2 separate regions of the Mus musculus genome follow, and region 2 is linked to region 1. A link is a loop called in an ENCODE intact Hi-C map of the cell type or tissue named here. Cell type or tissue: gastrocnemius. All regions are shown on one strand.

What was found. Hi-C counts contacts between places; a loop is a spot of excess contacts. Peaks named below come from ENCODE experiments on the same cell type or tissue, not always from the same donor. Only the 100,000 strongest peaks of a DNase experiment are listed, where the experiment ranks them.
Region 2: it touches region 1 in a loop (1.9-fold over the local background); 4 of 42 quality-filtered maps call a loop at or near these places.

The regions. Positions count from the first base shown.
Region 1 is chr15:96,661,955-96,669,954 of GRCm38, reverse strand. No RefSeq gene overlaps it. Among named protein-coding and RNA genes, the nearest start is that of Gm22045, 5.8 kb to the left of the region's middle. In gastrocnemius, CTCF peaks have their summits at 3,055 (motif pointing right) and 3,861 (motif pointing right); DNase peaks (open chromatin) are centred at 698, 3,065 and 3,874; H3K4me3 peaks cover 860 bases.
Region 2 is chr15:96,596,579-96,604,578 of GRCm38, reverse strand. All of the region lies in intron 4 of Slc38a1 (solute carrier family 38, member 1), which reads left to right. Among named protein-coding and RNA genes, the nearest start is that of Gm32457, 19 kb to the right of the region's middle. In gastrocnemius, no CTCF peak of the experiment used is centred here; DNase peaks (open chromatin) are centred at 105 and 4,202; H3K4me3 peaks cover 385 bases; H3K27ac peaks cover 613 bases.

The DNA of each region.
Region 1 (8,000 bases):
CAATCTCATTGCACAATGGTCCAGCCACCGGAAGAGGAAAGTGACGTCATTTTACTATCCTTGTCTGTAACGTTTGAGTCATGATTCTGCAGGACGGAACACAATCACCTGTGTTCCAGACTCAGCCCAGAGACTTACAGAAACAGTCTTTTCTGAGCCATCTCTTTTCTGTTCCTTATCAAAATGACCTATTTTTAAAGAGACAAAAAAAAAGTTTATTCTAAAATTGATGGTAAAATTTGAAGAAGAGTTTGCTGGTGTAGTAAAGAGGGGATAATTGAGGGACATAGTTACAAGGAATCTAAATTTTTATATCAAAAGAAGGACCCCAGGAAATGTGACTTCAGATACTACTTTGCCTCTCCCACCGTGTCAAGCTTATTGTCTATGATGGCCCTGCTGTGTTCCCACCCATTACTGACACTTGATGGCCAGGAGTGATCAAGAGCAGCCAATCCCTTGCTTCATCTCCTTCATTTCCTTTTCTTGGATTAAAAAAAAGGAAAGAAAGAAAGAAAGAAAGAAAGAAAGAAAGAAAGAAAGAAAGAAAGAAAGAAAGAAAGAAAGAGAAAGAAAGCACTAGTCAGCCTCAAAAAAAATATGTAAGACACAGTTTCTTCACCTTAGGATAAAAGACCACTGCGTTTCTGGCTCTGTGTGCTTGCTGCAGTGACAACCAGCACGGCCTTTGGCAGAAGCTCAGCTGCCTGGCCAGCTTACTTCAGCTGTGCCTTTGTGTTCTTTGTGTGGTATTGGTTGGGTCCTTCGACTCCAGATTTTATTTCTGACCTCATTAGGGATTTCTTCAATGTTTCCTTTCTAAGTGCAGGTCTCTGCAATTTCCCTTCTCCTATCTTCAAGTTTCCCAAGGCTTTCTTCTGCTTGCCCAAACGTGGTTTTGATTCCTTTTGTGATTTAAAAAAAATTATTTATTGTATTTTTCTGCTCCGGCATTTATTTTTAAGTTTCTAGCTCTTTATTAATAGCTTTCCTTGTCTCAAGTATTTCTGGTGTGTGTGTGTTTAGTGTGTGATATTCTGCATATCCTCTCTCAGTCCTTTGAGCACCTACCAATACTGTGCCTGCCTATAAGGCAAGGGTTCTAACGTCTGAGTCTAGAAGATCCACCATTAAATGTTTTTCAGAGACATTTTTTTTGGTTCATCCACCCCCCACACACATGAGTTTTCTGTTTGTTTGGTTTTTTTTTTTTTTTTGAAACAGTCTTGTGAGGCCCAGCCTGGCCTGGAACTTAACACAGCAGGGGGTAATTTTGAAATCCTGCCGTCCTGACTCGGCCTCCCAAGGACTGGGATCACGAGTGTGCAGTCACACCCAGCCAATAGATCTTGCATGCTTAGTTCTCTGCATACTTTGTGCTTTTCTCGTTGGTGTTGGAACCTAGGGCTTCAGCCCGACTGTGTGGTAAGCTGCACCGCACACCCTCCTCCCTTCAGCACTGTTAGGCTTTTTGCCTCCCTTGGCTTGTTGGCTTTGGTTGCAGTGGCTACTTCTGCGCCGAGAGCATTGCTCCCGGTGAACGTGTACAGCCTTCCTAGGTTTTCTTCTGAGCACGTATCCTGCCCTGGACATGCAGATGTCCCAACGCCCCCATTAGAACGCTCTAGTCTTCGTGTCCGATCCCAGAAGAAGAAGGAGAAACAAAGGGAGGAAAAAGCCCTGGACTCTCTAATGTTCTAGAAGTTCCTTCAGCCAGAAGTAGGGAGACCCACAGTAAGGAAAGGGGTGCGCCACAATCCTGCCTGCTTCCTTGTACCTATGTGCTGATGGGCAGCAGTCACCAAGCACATCCCAATACTGGTTTGTTAATTTATTGACTATCACTATTAATTTGCCTCTCTTCATCCCCTCCCCCAGTGTGTATACACTTCTTTGGGAATAAAAACACAACTTCCTGCCAGAAGCTAAGGGGTGGAAGTAAGTTGGGGGTGAAACTGCTGTTACATTAGAGCTCAGAGAGCTGGTGAGCTCAGTGGTTAAGAGCTCCGACTACTCTTCTGAAGGCCATGAGTTCAAATCCCAGCAACCACATGATGGCTCACGTTAGAGCTCAGAGTCAGCAAAGCTACCTGCAAATTTCTGCCCAAGCCTGGCTTCAAATGATTCTTCCATGAGGCCGGCTGTCTGAACCAGGAGACAGCTTCCTGGTGCTTCCTAGTCTCATCTCTCCTCTCCAGAACCTTCTTCCTAAAGGCTGGTGGTGCTGTGTTACAGAGAATTCTGGTTCCCATGACCACAGATCATCTGGGAGGAGCAATCCAAAGGAAGACGGTTGGGAGGGGTTAGGGAGGGGGTGGAAGAGGCTAACCCGCTGGCCCCCATGTTGTAAGTGGTGCCCCAGAAGAGCTTCCTCACCTCCCTGGCTATCACCTCAGCCATTCCTGGTCCACCAAAGCCATCACTCTGCTGCCCACTGAGCACCCCCTGCTCTAGGTCATCTCCTCACTCTCAGTAGGCTGGGCACACCTGCTCTTCCAAGGAGCTCTTGTAGGAAAAGGCTGCCACAGATGAGTCCTGCCCCACACCATCAAGGGCTTCTACTCCACTAGCGGCATCTTAATAATCCAGGAAAATGCTGGCTTCTTCCACTCTTGAACCTCTCACTAGATTACATCTCTAATCAAAGAGAAATTTTCTTCAAACTTCCTTTCTTTTTCTTTTTATGAGAGACTCTCTCTTTTACCGTTAAACCTTTTTGCAGATTGGAGAATCTGGTTTTTCTACTTCTTTATATATTTTTTTCGATTAAAATAACATTACATCACTTTCTCCCCTTCCTTTGCCTTCCTCTAACCCCCTCCTATGTCCCTCCCACTCTCAAATCGCTAGCTTCTTTTCTCTTTCTCTTTATTATTGTTACACACATGCACATATGTGTATATGTATACATAAATATATAGAAATAACCTGTTGTGTCCGTTTATGTTGTTTGCCAGTGATGTTCACTCTGTACTAGACAACCAATTAGGGCACTCTTCCCTGAGAGGCTAATTCTGTCTTTCTCAGCCTTTCTTGTTCCTGTAATTCTCCGCTAGGGGGCACCCTGTGAAACGTCCCTGTCCAGGTCCATCGATAATGCCGCTGTTCTGGTTTTGTTTGTACAATCCTTCTAGGTGAGACTGTTTCACAGCCGACTATGGAGTTCTGGCTCATACATTCTTCTTCGATGTTTCCTTTGCCATAGATGCAGGAGCTGCAATGTAGATTTTCTGTTGGGGCTACTTTGTATCCAGTTGCAGTTTTCTGGGATACTCTCCATTTGCTGTGAGGAGAGGCTTTACTGATGAGGGCTGATGGTTACATTGTATCTGTGGTATAATGATAGGATTTACGATGTTTTAAGGAATTATGTACCTCTGTCTAGCAAAATGGCAATAGTAGGGGTTTTTTCCCCTAATGTCCATGACCTTACTAGCTCTGGGAAACTGGCTAGGTTTTCAGTATCACATGATTTGCTTCCCGTTAAGAAGGCATTAAGTTCAGTTAGACAGCTCTTGGTTACCACCGACATTTAAGCGCCACGATGGTGCCTTTACAGGTGTCTCATTCTGCCGTTCATTGTGTGGTTCATAGAGGTTGCAGCTGGTAGGACTATTCATTTCTTTCCACCCTTAGCAATTTGCACAGTGTTTTCTGGTACCAAGGAAAACTAGAACTCAGGAAGGAAGTTTTCAGGTTGGATTCATCTCAAATGTAAGACCCTTTTACATGACTAATTATTGAGTGCATTCCAACTGAATTCTTGGATCTCCACAAGTCAGAAAATACATTCGGCATCTTCCAAGAACTCTCCACTTTCTATTGTATAAGAAACCAGTCTGCTTAGATCATGTAGATGACCTCTAGGGGGCAGTGCTTCCTAACCCCACGTAACAACCCTTGGGGCTTTGCTCTGTAAGTAGCAAAGACAGGCTTCCCCTAAATGGTGTGTAGAGTTACTGTTTTAAGTTAACATACAAAGTAACGAGCTTCATAGTGACTTTGTAACACATTATCCATTGTGTCCTTAGTTCCCTTCCTCCCCCCCCAATACTTTCCTATTCTTTCCTATCATTTGTATTTTATTACTGTCATGTTTCTCCTTCCTTTCTTCCCATGATCCCATTTAGTTTAATAATGCACACACATAAATGAATACACTCACTTATATACATACATGTGCATATATATTATAAAAAATTCAGGTCCTACATACAAGAGACATTATGTTGTATTTGTCTGAGTCTGCTTGTTTCCTGGAATGTAATGTTTTACAGTTGCATCTGATGTCTTGCAAATTTCATGACTTTAGTTTTCTTCACAGTTGTATAACATTCCTTTGTATAGATGAAAAAGAAACTGTGTCCATTTTCATATATATATGAAATACATATATATACATTTACATATATATTTACATATATTTTAATTATTTAAATTATTATTAGATATACATATATATTTGAATTATTGTTGTTGTTGTTGTTTATTCACTTTACATCCCACTCCCTGCCCCCTCCTGGTCACCTCCTCCCACAATCCTTCCTCCCTCCTGCCTTCTCCTCTGAGCAGATGGAGGCCCCCCTGGGTATCTCTCACCCTGGCACAACAAGTCTCTTATGAGAATAGGCGCATCTTCTCCTGCTGAGGCCAGACAAGGCAGCCCAGCTAGTAGAACATATCCCACGTACAGGCAACAGCTTTTGGGATAGCCCTCACTCCAGTTTTTCAGAACCAGCATGAAGGCCAAGCTACATATGAGCAGGGAGGCCTAGGACCAGCCTGTGTATGTTCTTTGGTTGGTGGTTCAGTCTACCACCTTATCTACCTGTGGAGTTCTTGACCCTGTGAAACTCATGACCCCTTAAGGACTGCAATCCTCTTGCCTGTTTTTCCATAAGAGTCCCCAAGCTCTACCCACTGTTTGAGTCACATCTTCTTTATCCATCTACTGATGGCTCTATTTCCTGGCTGTTATGAACGGTGCTCTAGTAAATATGAATGCACAAGTATCTCTGCAGTATCTTAATTTAGAGTTCCTGAGGTAGACGCTCTGGAGTGGTCTAGATACATCATATGGTAGTTGTAGCTTTAGATTTTTTTCCCTTAAATTTTTTTAAAAGATTTTTTCCTTTTAAAAAAAAGATTTATTTATTTATTTTAGTTATATGAGTGCAGTATAGCTGTCCTCAGACACACCAGAAGAAGCCATCAAATCCCTTTACAGTGTTGTGAGCCACCATGTGGTTGCTGGGAATTGAACTCAGGACCTCTGGAAGAGCAGTCAGTGCTCTTAACCGCTGATCCATCTCTCCAGTCCAATACTAATTTTCTTAATGGCCAGTGTTCAACACTTTTTTCAATAAATTCTGGCCCATTCATAGGTCTTTTGCTAACTTCACATTCAATGCATAGCCCATTTGTTCATTAGATGTTTGTGTATGTGTGTGTTTTAAGTTCTTTATCTATCTAAATACTAATCTCCTATCTGACATAGAGTTCACAATTTTTTTCTCCATTCTATAGGCTGTCTCTCACAATATCCCCATGAAGGAGAGACCACCCCTATCTCTCTTAAAGCACTCTCCCTTTATGCTTATATTATCCAAACTTTTGTCACTGTGACAAAATACCTGATATGGACAACTTACTTATAAGGAAGAAAGGTTTGTCTTGGCGGCTCGTGATTTGGGGTTCACGCAGTCCATGGTTGCTTGGCTCTGTTGCTTTGGACCAAGTCACAATGTCATTATAGGAAGTACACCATGGGTCAAGTATCTGTGACAGCCAGGAATGAGAGAAAGGGGAGGAATGAGGGAAAAGGAAGAAAAGGGATGGAAAGTGTCTGAAGTCTCCTTCCAGGACACTCCTCCAGTGAGCTGACCTCCTTCCTATGGATGCCATTTTCTTAAGGTTCCACCATATCACATCAGGCCACAGGCTGGCCAACCAGCCTTCGGCATATGACTTTGGAGCATATCGAAGCTTCAGACGGCAATGAGGCCATGATGTCTCCCGCTTCTCCAGGCTGACTTTCCGTTCTTACTGTATAGGAACTCAGTAATGAAGCTCCCAGCCTGCTTCATATCCTGGACTTTTAACCATTACTCTAAACTGTCTCTGATTTACATGATATTAAATGGGAAATCAAAGTGGGCCCAGGTCAAGAAATGACTACATCTACTAAAATGTACACCTTGAAGATGTTTCTTCCAATGAAAAAGAACCTTGGAACTAAACAAATCAAACAGATAACAGCTGCCTGAGAAAAGTAGAATTTTAGAAGGGTTTCCCACCAAATTTTCATTATAAAATTTGTTCTTAAAATGTAATCCTGCCGGGGCCTAGCAAACACAGAAGTGGATGATCACAGTCAGCTATTGGATGGGTCACATGGCCCCTAATGGAGGAGCTAGAGAAATTACCCAAGGAGCTATAGGGAACTGCAACCCTATAGGTGGAACAACAATATGAACTAACCAGTACCCGGGAGCTCTTGTCTTTAGCTGCATATGTATCAAAAGATGGCCTAGTCGGCCATCACTGGAAAGAGAGGCCCATTGGACTTGCAAACTGTATATGCCCCAGTACAGGGGAACGCCAGGGCCAAAAAGGGGGAGTGGGTGGGTAGGGGATTGGGGGGGGTGGGTATGGGGGACCTTTGGGATAGCATTGAAAATGTAAATGAGGAAAATACCTAATAAAAAAATAAATAAAAATGTAATCCTAAGTGCTTTAAGCCCTTAAACTGAAATTAGATGGGTTTTAAGATGATGGATTACTTTCTTATAATAAAACATTCTTTGTGGTTATTGTAACACTGTTTCTTCATTTTTTCAATTTTACGTTAGGTGTATGGGTATTTTGCCTGCATTCATATTTGTGCACCATGTTTGTGCAAACCCAGGGAGGGCAGAAGAGGGTGTTAGATCGCCTGAAACTGGAGTTACAGATGGTTGTGAGCCACCATGTGAGTGCTGGGAATTGAACCCAGGTCCTCTGAAGGAGAAGCAAATACTCTCAACTACTGAGCCATCTCTCTAGTCCTGCTTCCTGAGTTTTAAAGCAGTGTAAACAAATCAGTACATTTCTGAGAGAAACAGTGGTGAAGCTTCAAAGCCTCTAGGGTTTAAGAAGCGTAAGAGTGGTAACCCTCACTGGTGGGTACAGCTTTCAGGGTGTCTGTTGCCTGGGCATTGGATCCCTCGATCTTTCCAGTGAGTGAAAGATCAACCTTGAACATCTTGAAAGTTGTTTCCTGAAAGGTCAGGATAGCCACACCTCTAACTGTTTTGTTGTTGTTGTTGTTTCTGTTTATTTTGCTTTGTTTTATCATTACTATATTTGCTGGTTTACACACCCTACAGAAGAACCATAGAGCAAGCATTCTGACACATCTGGAAAGAGCAGCAGGTGAAGCTGGCTGGGTCTTAAAATAGGCATCCCTGAGAAAGGCCAAAGAGCAAAGCTTCGGGGAATATGCCTCCTGTCCGCTCAGTCTGAGCGGGTCTACATTGTAACACGTCTTCCCTGCAGGTCTTCCCTCCCACCATACAGTGCTCTACTGACTGTTGCTACACACAGGTAACACATCTTCCCTCCCGCCACACCTGGTAAAAAGGACGCTGCAGAAAAATCCAGGCATGAATACCAACCACCTCTAAAGAAACTCAGCTGGGACCGGGGCCTTTAATTCAGATTCAAACACCTAACAGGAGAAATAGAAACCCTGAATGTCACTTGTCTTTTTAAAGACAAAGTCTGGCATTTCTCTGATTACAAAACTTAGTAGAGAGGAAAAAAGTGCAAACCTTAAACCCTTTCACCTAGAAATAGCCACTAATTATAATCTCCCTCTCCTCTCCCCTCCCCTCTTCTCCTCTCCCCTCCCCTCCCCTCTCCTCTTCTCCCCTTCCTCTCCTTCCCCTTTTCCCTCTCTTCTCCCCTCCCTCCTCCCCTCCCCATCACTTCCCCTCCCCCTTTCCCTCCACATTATCTCC
Region 2 (8,000 bases), 65 kb after region 1:
AGCTTCAGAACAAGGAAGCACTGACTTGTTTAAAGGCCAGCTGCCCCTGCAGCTGCTCCGAGCCAGCCAGCAGTTGGCAGCCTCAGGTATCAGCTGCTCCGGGGCCCTGATCCAGCTCACTGGCCAGCAGGGAAGGGGCCTCCCAGGCTGCCGGGCTTCCATAGAGCCTCAGCTGGGAAGGCTCCTTCCTGTCGCCGTGGGGCTGGGCGTGGAGCTCTTCACTGGGTCTGGAAACTTCTTGGTGTGCTTTCTTTTTCTTGGATACGTTTTGGGTTCAGTTTTTGGACTAGCATAATGGCTGCCTTTACCATGTGCCGTACCTAATTCAATAAAACTCAAAGGAGTTCTGCTCTCTCAGAAGAAAACCATTACCTTTTGTATTTTACTGAATTTGGGGTCCTTTTTTTAATAAGCATTCCCCGATCTTCATCGTAGCAAAACTGAGAGAAGGGCAGGCAAGGCAGCCCAGCAGGTTAAGAAAGCCCTTGCCCACAAGCCTGCTGACCTGAGCTTGACCCCCAGGACTCACCAGGGTTAGAGAGGACCACCCTCTGCCGGTTGTCCTCTGACCTCCTTGTACATGTGCACTGTGGGGTGTGCACCTACCCCAACACGAAATAAGTCAATAAATGCAATTTTTAAAAAAGTTAGTATTGAGCAGAGCATCAGTATCGGTGGCACGTGCCCGTAATCCCATCACTCAAGGATGCCGAGGCAGGAGGATTACAAATTGAAGGCCAGCTTGGGTTTTATATATATAGCAAGACCACATCTCCACAAACAGCCCTTATGTACAATGCAAATCAGTACTGATATGGAACAATGATGTCCATTTTTATTTTTTACATTTTCTAAATATTTTTGTTAAAATTTTATAGGAATTGGGTCTCTTTAGAATATATAATTTTCACAGTACTAAATAAATGAAATACTTGTGGAGTCCGGTTAGACAGTAAACTATCCTTTTCCGTGACGTTTTAACACATTTTTACTATCATTTTAACAGCATCACTTTTAAAGTTATAATCATTTTGAATTTTTAAAAAAAATTTACTGAGCTGAGTGTGGTGGCGCATGCCTTTAATCCCGGCGCTCAAGAGGCAGAGGCAGGAGTTCCAAACCAGCCTGGTCTACACAGAGAGTTCCAGGACAACCAGGGCTGCGCAGAGAAACCCAGGCTTTCACTGTAGAATGCTAGGATTTCGGATGTGTGCCTTTTCATCCGGCTTTTTGCTCAGGCTTCTTGGACTGAACTTAAGTTGTCAGCTTTGCACAGCATTTCTGTCTTCTGCAACACATCTCCCTAGCCCAGCCTTTAGACCGAAGACCTTGAAAGAAGAGCGCAGGCCCCTGATAACCTCCAAGATAGTAGTAGCTCATCATGGACAGTGAGTTTGTAAGCCATCCTTTGCTGCCGTTAATTTTGAAACAGCATTACAGTCTGCAAAAGTAGTAGTTCAGGTTTAACTTAGTTGATTATAGTGTCAGATGTCTATCTGCATCAGATGAAGAGTTCCTGTCTTGCTTGGGTAGTGACTGTAGAAACAAAATAGGGAAGGTGTCTAATAGCACATTGTTCAAAGTGGCAGGGAAAGTGTCTAAAAGCACATGGTTTGAAGTGCTACGTAGGAGGAGGTGTGGTAATTGGTACCGGCCCCTAGGACTCCAGGGCTGCTATGAGAGGTGATTGAGTGTGCGATGCGTGTGCACGTGTGTGTATCTGTCTGCGTGGGTGAGGAACGGTGCAGTCACTGTCAGTAGCACCTGGCAGAGAAAGAACTCTGTAGTCAGCACTGTGTAGATAGAGGACTAGGTTAATAGTCACTAAATACTTATTACCATTTACTGCACAGTAACATAGATAAATATACAAACCACATTATCCCGTTGAAGTCCCCACCACCAACACTGCAGGCTAAGTATTAGTCCCACGTAACCCCCAAGAACTATCCTGGAAAACTTAACTGAGGCTTAGTAACTGTGAGCTAGAATCTAGGGGACCAGGATTCCATCCTGACTTGTGTAATCCGAAAACACGGGACTTCACTGTTGTCACCCTCGGGGACCAGACCTGTTGTTAATGTATTAGAGAAAACACAGCCTTGACAATGGATGTCGGTCGGTTACTGTTCACTTCCTGGTGTAGTTCAGCTTTCGGGCGATGAACGCGATCATCAGCACTCCTGAGTGATCGTTCCGAGGTTCCTTTAAGAATACGCTCCTCCACCCAGAACAGGGGAACAAGCTTTGCGGGGTCAGACTGTGCAGATTGCAGAGCTGAGAGTTAACGTGTGGAGCAGCAGCGGCTGAACTCCCTGCCTGAAGTGTGTGGCAGAACAATAAACCCTCTGAGCGGCATACAGCAGTGTGACTTGCTTCTCTGTTGCTGTGTAAAGAAAAGCCATCAAGACTGAAAGGTCTTATTTGGTCTTGAGGTTGGAGTGTTGAGAGGTCCTGGTGATGTCGAAGTGTGGCAGCATGCAGCCGGCGTGAGGAAAGCTCGCACCGTTCACAACAGCATGAAAGAGGTAGAGGCTTTTCCTCTCAAAGCTCCCGCTCAGAGACATTCCTCTGTCCCACCTAAACCTCCCCAAATAGCACCACCAGGCTGGGGACAGTATTCAAATGCCCAAAGCCATAGGAGGCATTTCTCATTCAAAGCTACCACTGTCGCTTTCCCTGGTTTGCCTGGCGTCCCCTCAAATTCAGTTTAAGAACTAACAAAGAGCCCTTTCAAAGATGTAGTTACAACGTTTAATCATCTGGTATCGAACTAAACACCAAGCGATAGCCCAGCCAGACAATGCCCAGTCTACAACCAGAAAATGGGCTGCAAAGCCGTGGCCGGTCCACGAATATTATTCTATCGCTTAGAAAAGTCACATGGACTTAAGGAACTGTACAGAGAACTTTTTTGTGGGTAGTTCATATGTACGTGACATTGGTATGTGACACTGTTGTTGGGAAACAGTGAATATTGGCTGGAAGGGCCGTGGGCACAACCTGTGCACATCTGTGTATATTGGTCAGAATATTTGAGTGACAGACTGAGTTACACTTCACCTAACTCCTCTGTTAATACATTCTAAGAATTTGATCCACATCATGCTGTCATTTTAAGAACATGTTATCCCCAACTATCCCTCTCTACCAAGACATGTTTGTGAGTGTACATGTATGTATGGGTGCGCGCGTGTGTGTATTAGGAAGCCAGAGGTCAACCTTGAGTGTCACGTTCCAGGTGTCATCTGCCGAGGTTTTTGCGACAGGATCTCTTGGTGGCCTGGAACTCACCAGACTCGCTGAGGGGTGAGTCAGAGCGTCCGGCATCTGCTTGCCTCTACATTCCCTGTGCTGCGATGGCTCACAAGCCACCCCACACATGGCTGTCTTATGCAGGTGCCAGGGATGAGACTCGCACAGCAAGGACACTACCAATTGAACCATGTCCCCATCCCCAGGGCATTTGTGTCCTGCTTTTACACCACGCCCTAATGTCTGTACTTCTTCCCACAATTCCACCGAGTTGGAGTTTGCAGCACGCTTTTCCAAAGAGCCATCCATTCTTTTTAAGATCTATTTATTTACTTAATGTATATGAGTACATTGTACCTGTCTTCAGACAAACCAGAAGAGGGCATCAGATCCCATTACAGATGGTTGTGAGCCACCATGTGGTTGCTAGGAACTGAACTCAGGACCTCTGGAAGAGCAGTCGGTGCTCTTAACTGCCGAGCCATTTCAACAGCTCTTGACCCTTCTGTTCTTGAACTGTCATTATCTCTTCCGGTATATTCTCAAGGGGTCAGGGTGATGGAATGACACCTCCCACCGCCCCTGTGTGCCAAGGTGATAATTTTGCTCTAAACAGAGGATGGTGTTATGTGCTACACATCAAAGTGATTCTTGTGTCTTGCTAACTCATCTGTTCTGGGCACTCCTAAGGAAAGACAAACATGTAGTATCAAAATGGAGACTTCGCTCTCCCAGATGGTCCTAGGAGGTCCACGGGCAGGCACATGCCCACCTCCCTTCTTGTCAATCGGTTACTTGTTTTTCAGAATTCTTGGAGTTCTGGTCGCAGTTCCTTAGAAATGATCTGAAGAGAAAAATGCGCTTTCTCTGGCAGCAAAACCCGCTGGCCTCAGAGGCCCTTGTTTGGGAATAATGACACTTGAAGGGAGAAGTGACACATTGGAGCTTGCCAACCTTGTGAATTCATGTAGAAAGGATAGGGCTAGAGCCGTTGCCCTCTATTGAAATTCATTTGATTTAGAAGCTTTTCAGAAACAGAGAAATGCTCACAACGAGGGCCTGTTTGGTAAACAGAGAGGGCTGGCCAGCGTAGGAGACGGCTGCCGAACCCTGTTTTCAAAAGTTCAATTCTTATTTGCTTAGCTTGGGTTAAGCCTCTGATAAAGGGTTCCCAGAATTCAGTCCCTTTGGTCTCAGAGAATGGGAGCATGTGTGTTTGTGTATGCCTGTGTGCGCCATGTGTATGCACAGGAATTCACCTTGTTTATACTTGGTTGCCGGTGGTACAGGTTGTATGCAGAGGGCAGTACCATGGCCTTTGTTTTGTCCTAATTTACAAGAGACAGCTATGTGACCTTCGGTCTTCACCCCGTCATTCAGCTCCACAGTGCATAGGACGCTTTTCTGTTCAGTCTGACTCAAGTAGATATCGGAACGCATCCGCACGGCAGCCCAGGTTAAATATAAGCTAACTTAAATTTCATCTTCCAGAGCACTGGCTGACTTAATAGAAAGGAAGCCTGATCCAGTAGTCCAATTAGTTTTGCTTTGCTCTGTTAGATGCACATCGTTAAAGATCAACATCCATCAAGGGGTCAGCGCGCAGTAGCCAAGAGAACAGCTTCACGGTCACTATCCCTGACGTCTGCTTTAAAAAAAAAAAAATATATATATATATATATATATATAGAGAGAGAGAGAGAGAGATAAGACAAGCCATAAACTACGTATGATTTTATGGAATTCCAAGGATCCTGTTTGTCATCTCCATTTTATAGATGAATAAATTGAGATTCCCAGAGGTTAAATAACCTTTCTAAGGTGACACTAAGCTTTGGAGGGTTGGAGAGGGCGTTGGGGGCCATATCAGTTGGGCACTTCATGTCTGCTTCTCTTCTCGTCTCTGGGCAAGCAGAGTTCCCATGGAAACGGAGTAAGGGAGGACTTGCGGATGGAGCTCCACATCCACATCCAGCAGGCTCTGGGCAGTTGAATTGAAACCCAAGTCTCGAGCATTTCACTTGTTACAAAGACTTTCTCCTTTTACTAAGAGTCACATCTTCTGAGGCCAGAAGGGGGTAGAGGGAACATGATTTAAATGGGTAAACATCTAGGTTTAAAGAGGGAGAAGCCAGTCCTCCTTGTAGGGTGGAGGCGGATGGAGGGCAGTGTCAACATTTACACATTATAAGTCCCTCACAAAACCACAGCCCTCGAACCTACTGGGGGCGGGGCTGGGGGAGGGGAAATAGAGACAGGAAGTGGATGTAAAGAGCAGCTCTGTAACTGGTACAGCTTCCTCCTCCACGCTCAGACCTCCTGCAGAGGTTCTATGTTTGTATGCACATCTCTTTTAAACGCCCCTTTCTTTGTGGGGTAATATATTAGATCCAGACATCAGTGAGACGCATTTTGCTTTCTAGACAAAAATAGCCAACCAACCTTGGGGCTAGTTCAAGATAAATTCTTTCCTGAAAGAATTTAGACTTGTCTACAAGGAGACAAACGAAAGGTGCTGTATATATAACTGACCCTTGCCTGCCTGCAAGGCAGCCTTTTTAAAACCGTGGCTTTCCTTGGTCCGGATCCTAGTTCTCTGACCCATTAGCTCTCCCGTGTTGGGCATGCTCTGTAGCCTCTCTAGGCTTCAGTGACGTGTGAATGGGCACAGGGATGCTAACACTGAGTGAAATATGAACAGTGCTCAGGATAAGTACTCCAGAGTTTGCTTTTGCTAGTAAGCAATAAAGTGCTTTATTAATTATTATTAATTACACAGACAACATGTCAGGTATGTATAGATGGATAGTGTGAGAATCAGGGACCGCTGGGACATATACGCCTCTAGGCTAAGCTCAGTTTCACAGTTCACTGTTCCAGGTGTGGCCCACAGACCACCAGCACCAGTGCCTCAGGACCCACTCCAGACCAGCCGGATAGAATTCTCATCTCACGGCAGAGTCTGCCGGGCAGGGCCGAGCTCTCTGTTCTTCAGAGAGAGAAAGGTGCGAGCTTCCGGCTGCACGGCTGTGCGGAAGCCCCAGATACCCCCACCTGAGCTACTTTTGTCTTCACAGCCATGGCTGCTGTTTTATCTCCCTCTCTTCAAGGGCTCAGCTGCTGAGGTGGGAGTGTTGCAGGCACTTGGGCATATAATTAGACCTTTCCAGTCCACTGTCATCTCCCTTAAAGAGTCATGACATACTTGTTGGTGATGGTGGCTCAGGAGTACCTTACAATAAAATCCCAATTTAAAGAGCAAGTCTACCCAATTATACTTGCGACATCATCACCACGATTGTGATATAGAATATTTTAATAGAGATAGAAGACTTTAATTGCCTTAAATATTCTAGTTCCTTCTGTTGCTGTGTCTTTCCGTTTTATTCACATCAACTTGAACAGTCGTGTTTAATATGTTATCTATACACTCTTTTTTAAATGTGTTTGTGTTTGTATGTGTGTCAGGGGTGCACATACACGTCTGTGCATGTATGTAGATGGCAGGTGTAGACACTGGGTGTCGTCTACCTCAGTCATTCTCTTAGTTCTATATTTAAGGTAGGGTCTCTCATTTGAACACAGGGCTCACCCGTTCAGCTAGTCTGGCTAGCCAGGTTGTTTTCCAAATCCCATCTCTGCCCCTGGAGCACTAAGGTACTAAGGACTGTCACCCCCACCTGGCAGTCATGTGGGTTCTGGAATTCTGAACTCCCAGTCCTCAGGTATAAACAGGTTACTCACCCAGCCCTCTCCCCAACTCCTGCCTATACAATCTTTACACACTGTAGAAGTCTAAACAACAATCGCGCGCGGTCACGATCATTCAGAAGATTGTGGAGGGCAGGTGTATCCCCCAAGGACTGAATGTGAGAATATTTTCGTGCCTCTGAAGGGCTCGATCAGCCTCCTAGAGTAAGTGGATAAACAGCGCATTTACATACAGCTGCTGCTGGACAAAGCTCCAGCTTTGTCCTTCGAAGTCACAAGACGAGGTCAACCCTTGAGGTAAGTGTGACCAGCCTGGTCACAGGACTGTCTGAGGCAGATAGGTGTGTCTTGATTTTACCAAGATAGCAGTGTAGTCTCTCACACAACTTGCAGACAAGACCCTAATTGTGAGTTCTTTGATTCTTAGCTAGTTTGTATGTGGGAGTTGAGCATGGATAGATGAATGAAACCATCAGCTGCCTGACCTGTAGTCTACTATGAAGACTCGTAGTAAAGCACTAAGACAGGAGGAGGTTTCTGGCTGCTGGGTGGAAAGAGGATCCCCACAAGAGAAGGGAGATGGGCTGACTATTGCCTTAGGACAGGCTTGCCTGTAGAAATGAAGGGTGCCTCCTGCTGGGTAGACAGGAGTCACAAGACAACAGGTGACCGGCCTGTCTGACCTGCAGGTTTGGGCTTGCATAGTTGGCTAATGGGTGGGCATTTCAGGAGATCTGACTCTGTGCCCACCAGTGGTCTGGAGAAAAGAAGGCACACAGCAGACGGGAGCAGAGGAGGTGAACAGTATAGAGTAGGGAGGATTTCCGAGCCTTGAGAGATCAAGTGGAACACACAAGCATGTGGAGTTTTACACTTTGATAGACAAGATAGAGCGGGGTAAACTTAGCCTAATCTCAACAAAACAAAACCAAAAAAAAAAAAAAAAAAAAAAAAAAAAAAATGAAGAAGTTGTTACGACTGCCAGAAAAGTTAATCTCAAAATGGGTTGTATTTTTTAAAAAGGTGTCCAACTC